Regions from separate parts of the Homo sapiens genome. Here region 1 is linked to region 2. The links are chromatin contacts, found by Hi-C or POLR2A ChIA-PET in ENCODE. All regions are on one chromosome and are shown on one strand. The core of a region is the stretch at or near the end of the contact, and the rest is flanking DNA. Distances in the headings are between cores, read along the strand shown. Region 1 overlaps SASH1 (SAM and SH3 domain containing 1). Region 2 overlaps SASH1 (SAM and SH3 domain containing 1).

Region 1 (3,487 bases), core at 335-2,834, 94 kb before region 2:
TCCGTGAGGGGAAGAGGAAACTGCCATGGGTTTAGGGATATTTCCATGTCCCTACATGAGCCTAGTCCAGTATTTACATGGCCCTGGGGCCCTACTTCTCCCACCCACCCCATCCCAACCTTAGATGCCCTCCTATCTAGACAAAGAAGAGCTCAGCTGATGTTGTTGCTTTTATAAACAGCATGTGACACCAGTCAACAGGAGCTTCCCGGCCCTCCTCTTCCCCAAGCTTGATTTCATAATCTCTCCAACTGCCTGATCTCCCTCCACGGTCCAAAAAGTGAAGCACCGAAAGTCCCTCCCTACCTCAGGGGCACTGCACTGACTCTGGGGCCGTGGCAGAGGCCTTTTGGTCACAGTCATCAGGTTAATGTGTTATTCTTCGTATTTAGAAAAAAATTAGTCTCACTGTTCAAATAAGTTAGAGTTACTTGAAAGTGTGTTTATGAGTTGCTAGAAGTAACAGTAGAAAATATGAAACACACTGTGGGTAAGTTTTTTTTTTCTTTTATCACAAAGGAGTCAGGGGAGGACTCATCTGTTTAGTAAGAAATATTTTGCTCATTAGCTGGTGACATCATTGCCCTCTGAAATTAGGAGATTTTGGTTAGCATATGGAAAAAAAAAGATGAGATTCCATTCTTCTCCCAGAGGTACAGTGGAACACTGAAATAATCTCTCTGGCAGTTTCAAAATTAACTAGTTGTTGCCAGATTTGAAGAAAGAGACGGAGGAGGAGGCGGCGGCAGAGAGAAGAAGATAATTACATGATAGTTTTATTTGGAAAAAGTATGTGAGAATTTGAGGTAATATTACCATTCCTTTGGGGCAAAGGCTTGTCAGCACTTAATTCACTTAAGAAACTGCTTTAAAATTTAACCATAAAACCAAAGGAGCAGCAAATGGATGTTATGTTCCCTAATCAACTGCAATCTATTTCTTAAACTCATGAACTTTGAATCGTTTTTAATCGCCCCCATGAGGAGAAGGGAGAAAAATACAAAATCTCAGGAGTCCTACAGCCAGATCTAGGGAGACATAAAACAAAAGTGAATCCTCCCACCCCAATTCTGCAGGTTGCCACAGAGCAGAGAATGCCTTTCCTCCTGAATGGGTGGGGGGAGAGAGTGGTAAGTAGAGGCGAGAGGACTGGCTTCTCCTTCACTCTGTAAATCTTTGGAAGACATTTCTGCCTGGGGCTTTGTCACCCTGACCATAGGTCAGAGAAACGTATTGTTTCATATTAAATAGGTGAGTTAGGAAACAAAGTGTTGGGAAGGTAATCTACAGCTCTACAGGTCCCTCTGTTCAGAGTGGGGTAGTGTTATCCAGAGCAAATCTATGGGATCAGACACACTGAAGACTAAAGCAAAACACCAAACCCACTCATTCCCAAGGGCATCCAATTCTCACATGCCATGGAAAAAGGATGATTCAGAACAGGACTGCCAAGTAGGGCAATTACATACGCATTTAAGGCGCTAGTTTCTGGAGCTGATGAAAGTGTTCATCCCAGAAGCCGTAAGTCTCCTAAGGGATTGGGTGGTGTTTGCAAAGTCACATTACTTTTATGGCATCTTAGGCTGAATGACTCATGTATCAGGCACGATGACTTCTCCGACAGGGCTGCCAAACAACCTTGTCTAGGCAAATGGCAATGTAGAAATACAGAGAACTGATGGAGCCAAATGGCAATGGAGGGAAGGTGGGACCACCAAGACCATTCCTCCAAGCCAAACTTATGCCACCAGGTCAGTGGTCATCTGTCGAAGCTGGAGGCAGGAGGGTCCAATGTTACCTCCTAGACTGACGATCTACAACCTTAACGTTAATCTCCTTCTGTTTGCAGAATAAATAAGCAAATTTACTTCAAGTTCCAAATTGAAGAAATCTAGACTAAATACCTTCAGAGAGGAATTATTTAGAGCTAGAAAGGTTCTTTGTGGTCATCCAATTGGCAAAACAATCAGGTCATGAACTCTGCTGAACACTGAACCACAGAATATTCTTCTCACAACGACTAACAAAATGAGCAAAAGCCCCCCAAGAAGAAAAAACAAACAAACAAACAAACAATAAAACACTAAAAACTAGCAAAAATATTGCGCCAAGAGCAACCAAAGAGAGAAAGCTACATAATCTAATGTACTAAACTCCATGACTAAGGTAAGAAACAAATTTCTGAGGCCCACTGGAAAAGGCCCACAACTTCTACAAAAGCCAGGCTGGCAGGAATCCACAGAATCCTTTCATGTGACTCCAAATCTGGAAGGAAACTGTGTGACCTCTTTATCTTTTTCTGACCTAACAGCAGTGGAAATGGCTACAGAAGAGCAATGAGTGAAACGATGGAAAGTCAAGTGAGGTTGTTCTTGATTGAAATACAGTCTCTAAAATTCAAAAAATGAATGAAAGGCAGAATGGCTATGTTCTACCAATTACCCCAGCTATGAACCAGGTGGCATCAATTACGATACGGCACATTCAACACAGTTTCAGGAGAGAAAAGGCAGAGTCCAGCTATCCCAATGAAGACCACATTTCACCATATATCATGGCCAGGTTGTAGCAACAACAAACATAAATGGACCACAAAATGAAGCCCTCAACTGTATCTTGAAAGGAGAAAAAAAAAAAAAATCTATTGTCAGATAGCATGGCAAACAGGTCAAAACATAACCCTCAATATCAGCACAAATGGAGAACGTGATCAGAGCCACCCAAACAGGACCAAGGACATGACAACTATACAAACAAACTACGGCAAAGAGAGGGGGAAAAGAAGAAGCATAGATAAAAACAAAAAGCCAATCTTTGCTCTCATCACTTCATCATCTCAACTCAAGGAACAGGAAGAAATTCCTAATAGTTGCTTCTCTCTATAAAATAATTTAATAAGAACGTGAATTCAATTAAATGAGACCTCAAAGACAAGATAAAAAACATAAATTATATAAATTTAAAGTTTGCAGAAATAAGGAAACAACCTATTACAGAACCAATTTATAAATAAAAATAAGTAAAGAATAGAATCTATACCCTAGAAGTCAAAATACTGAGAGAGAGAAATGCTTCATATTACTTGACCTAATTTTCTCATATTACCCAAGTTTTCCGATTTACTCAGCTCTTCATCTAGACCTCTGACTTTGCTGCTGCCTCTCCTGACACACATTTCTCCTTCTCCTGGAAAGCTCTTCCTCAGTGTCAACCACCTTCTCTGGGAAGGCTCCCAGACCCTCTTTGCTGGGGCTTGCTGGACTTTCTGTGTGCACCTATCACAATAGGCAGGAAAATCTCAATGAAGTCCACAACCACGCCATCTATTAATCTAATCCTTTTCTCAAACCCAAGCTCCCTGTGTACAAGGACTGGCACATAGTGGGTACTCAATAAATGCTTGCACATAAATAAATGAAAGAATGCTCAAGATGGCATTGTTTCAACCTACACTTTGGTTCAAATGCTCAGTGTAAGAAGAGATTTG
Region 2 (3,565 bases), core at 58-2,557:
ATCAGAGGCCTAAACGTAAGACGTAAAAGTGTAAAACTCTTACAAGACAACATAGTGAGAAAGGCTCACAACACTGGATTTGGCAATGATTTCAGTGGATATGACACCAAAAGCACAGGCAACAAAAGAATAAACTGAACTCCATCAGAATTATGAAAACGTTTGTGCATCAAAGGACACGATCAAGAGTGAAAGGCAACCCACAGAAGTGAAGAAAATATTTGCAAATCATATCTGATAAGGGATTCATATCCAGAATGTATAAAGAACTTTATACATGGAGTTGGATTGAAATAAACTTCTTTTATACATTGAGTTGGATTGAAATAAACAATCCAACTCATAAATGGGGAAAGACTTGTGTAGACATTTCTCCAAAGAAAATACACAAATGGCTAATAAGTATATGAAAAGATGCGCTGGGCGTGGTGGCTCACACCTGTAATCCCAGCACTCTGGGAGGCTGAGGCGGGCGGATCACAAGGTCAGGAGTTCAAGACCAACCTGGCCAACACAGTGAAACCCCATCTCTACTAAAAATACAAAAATTAGCCGGGCGTGGTGGCGGGCACCTGTAGTCCCTGCTACTTGGGAGGTTGAGGCAGGAGAATCGCTTGAACCCAGGAGTAGGAGGTTGCAGTGACACAGCAAGACTCTGTCTCAAAAAAAAAAAAAAAAAAAAGGAAAGATGCCCAACATCACTAACATTAGGAAAATGCAAATCAAAACCATAATGAGATACCATTTTATGTCCATTAGGATAGTTATTATCAAAAAGGAAAAAAAAGTGTTAGCAAGGATGACGAGAAATTAGAACCCCTGTTCCCTCCCTGCTGGTAGGAATGTAAAATGGCATAGCCAGTATGGAGGTTCCTCAAAAATTTAAAAGTAGCTGGGTGCGGTGGCTCACGCCTGTAATCCCAGCACTTTGGGAGGCCGAGGCGGGTGGATCACCTAAGGTCAGGAGTTTGAGACCAGCCTGGCTAACATGGTGAAACCCCATCTCTACCAAAAATACAAAAATTAGCCAGGTGTGGTGGTGCGCGCCTGTAGTCCCAGCTACTCGGGAGGCTGAGACAAGAGAATTGCTTCAACTCGGGCGGCAGAGGTTGCAGTGAGCCGAGACTGCGCCACTGCACTCCAGCCGGAGTGACAGAGCAAGACTCCATCTCAAAACAAAAACAAAAAAATTAAAAGTAGAACTGCCAGATCATCCAGCAGTTCCACCTCTAGGCATATTCCCAAAAGAAATGAAAGCAGGGATTTGAAGAGCTATTTGTACACTCATGTTCATAGCAGCATTACTCACAATAGAAAAATGATGGAAGCAACCCAACTGGCTGTTGGTGGATAAATAAACAAAATGTGGTATATGGGACAAGGAAATATTATTCAGCCTCAAAAGGGAAGAAAATTCTGACACATGCTACAAGACAGATGAACGCTGAGGGCATAAAGCTAAGTGAAAAAAAACAGTCACAAAAGGACAAATACTACATAATTCCACTTACAGGAGGTATTGCGAATGGTCAAATTCATACAGACAAAAGTAGAATGGTGGCTGCCAGGAGATGTGAGGAGGGGAAATAGGGAGTTGTTTAATAGGCACAGGGTTTCAGCTTTGCAGGACGGAAAGAGCTCTGTGGATGGTTGGTGGTGATGGTGGAACAACATGTGATTATGCTGTCACTGAACTGCAACTCAAAATCAGTTAGGATGGTAAATTTTACGTTATGTATATTTTACTATAATTTTTTAAAATAATTTTTTTTAAAAAACTAAAATAATACAAGATAAACTCAACTTAAAAAGTTCCACCCTCCTCTATACCACTCCTGCCATGGACTAGGCTTTCCTAGACCCTTGGAGCGCCTGATTCTCTCTGCTCCTCCCTTGGAGAGGCTGATTCTCTCTGCTCCTCCCTTGGAGAGCCTGATTCTCTCTGCTCCTCCCTTGGAGCGCCTGATTCTCTCTGCTCCTCCCTTGGAGCGCCTGATCCTCTCTGTTCCTCCCTTGGAGAGCCTGATTCTCTCTGCTCCTCCCTTGGAGAGCCTGATTCTCTCTGCTCCTCCCTTGGAGAGCTTGATTCTCTCTGCTCCTCCCTTGGAGCACCTGATTCTCTCTGCTCCTCCCTTGGAAAGCCTGATTCTCTCTGCTCCTCCCTGCCTTCACTGTCATCCCTGGACTTGGCACCTTGCTTCACCTGTCTCTTGGGGCCAGACCCTGTCTTGCTTACCTGGATCCCCAAGCCCAGCATTCTGCATCTATGCTCCATGATCCCCCACAAGCTGTTGTAGAAGGTGATAGGCATATGTTGGCTGCCTTTTCTGCTGTGTGCTGATGGAGAGGACACTGTTCTAAGTTTGAATACTGGCAAGTAGGAATCTGTATGCAAACTGTAACACTATTTCACATAATGCAACAGATTAAAATAACATTAAACATATTCCAACTGCTTTTATCTACGACTTCTTTTTTTTTTATCTCTTGCAGCTCAGAAATAGATTTTACTCGTATCAGCAATGTTCACACTGGGCCCCCAAATGAAGTCCTTCAGAGGTATTCTTTGAGATTCCTATGACCAGCCAGAACAAACAAGCACAAACAAAAACAAGCAGATTGCTGAATAAATTCAAATCTCACTAAAATGCTGGCTTGTGTTCAAAATTGTCATCTCCTGGGGTCAGGGCAGGTGACTGGCACCCAGCAATGAGAAGAATGCCCATCTGACCTGTTCTACAGCCCTGCCCTACCCTGCCCCATTCTGAAATCGGTGTGGCATAGGCACAGGGCACATCTCTGCCTGCAGAAAATGTCTCTAAGTTTTCTTTTACCATGGAGGCCACTTCCAGCACAAGAACTGGAGTCCAAAGATTACACTGTCGATTTCTGATTTTTTTTCCTAAGTAACAAGTTGCACTTTAAAGTTAGCAAAAGAAGACACATTCCCAGGTCAAACCAGTAAGTGCAGCTTTTCTCATGATGTGCTGGGATACAGAAGTACAGAACTTATCCACCAGGCATAACAAGTTTCTATGGGAAAATGGAGTCAGGGGTCCAGCTGGGGTTTCTAAGATGAATCCACTCCACAGAGGGAAAGAGTGAGTGCATACGGCCTCAGCCTAGAGTCATTACTAGTGGCCATTTTCATCTGGGCGGTAGAGGCAGTGAGGACCCAGAAGTGAGGATGGGCTCTAGGTGGATGGAGAGCCAAGCAATATGAGGAGGGAACAAAGGCCAGAGGTAGCAAGGAAGAAGGCTCACAGGAGTGAGGTGGGGCTGTGCAGAGGAACAGATGGAAAGGGAGAAGGAGCAGACTGCCAGGGTAGTTCCTTGGTATCTTCATTCTCAGCCCTGCTAACCTGAGCCTGGAGTAGAATGCAGTGGGAACAGGGCAGAACTTTCTGTTTTCCTCTGTGCCTTTCAACCAAAACCCCCTAGTCAAGGCGGGAAGGAAGAAGGGACAAGAGTTGGAGGGGAGCTTTCTATTCTCCTTTCTTCCTGCTCCTCCTTCTCTCTCTTTTCCACTTCTCCTGGCAACCATTACTTGCTAATATTCTCACTG

What was found. Hi-C counts contacts between places; a loop is a spot of excess contacts on that map. ChIA-PET counts read pairs that join two places held with the same protein, here RNA polymerase II (POLR2A).
Region 1: a map of ascending aorta shows a loop between it and region 2 (2.0-fold over the local background). The contact joins two enhancer-like sites. A Hi-C loop is called at or near these places in 2 of 168 maps with a recorded cell type or tissue (ascending aorta and astrocyte of the cerebellum). POLR2A ChIA-PET finds 5 or more read pairs at or near these places in 2 of 52 experiments (both WTC11).

What each region holds. Positions count from the first base shown.
Region 1 is chr6:148,499,373-148,502,859 of GRCh38, reverse strand. The region is part of intron 8 of SASH1 (SAM and SH3 domain containing 1); the gene reads right to left. Among named protein-coding and RNA genes, the nearest start is that of SASH1, 160 kb to the right of the region's middle. Within about 2 kb of position 1,584, at least 14 of the 41 ENCODE cell types and tissues checked have a DNase peak (open chromatin) inside an H3K27ac peak, as active enhancers do; they include ascending aorta, where a contact is called at or near this core.
Region 2 is chr6:148,405,258-148,408,822 of GRCh38, reverse strand. All of the region lies in intron 2 of SASH1 (SAM and SH3 domain containing 1), which reads right to left. Among named protein-coding and RNA genes, the nearest start is that of SASH1, 64 kb to the right of the region's middle. Within about 2 kb of position 1,307, at least 9 of the 41 ENCODE cell types and tissues checked have a DNase peak (open chromatin) inside an H3K27ac peak, as active enhancers do; they include ascending aorta, where a contact is called at or near this core.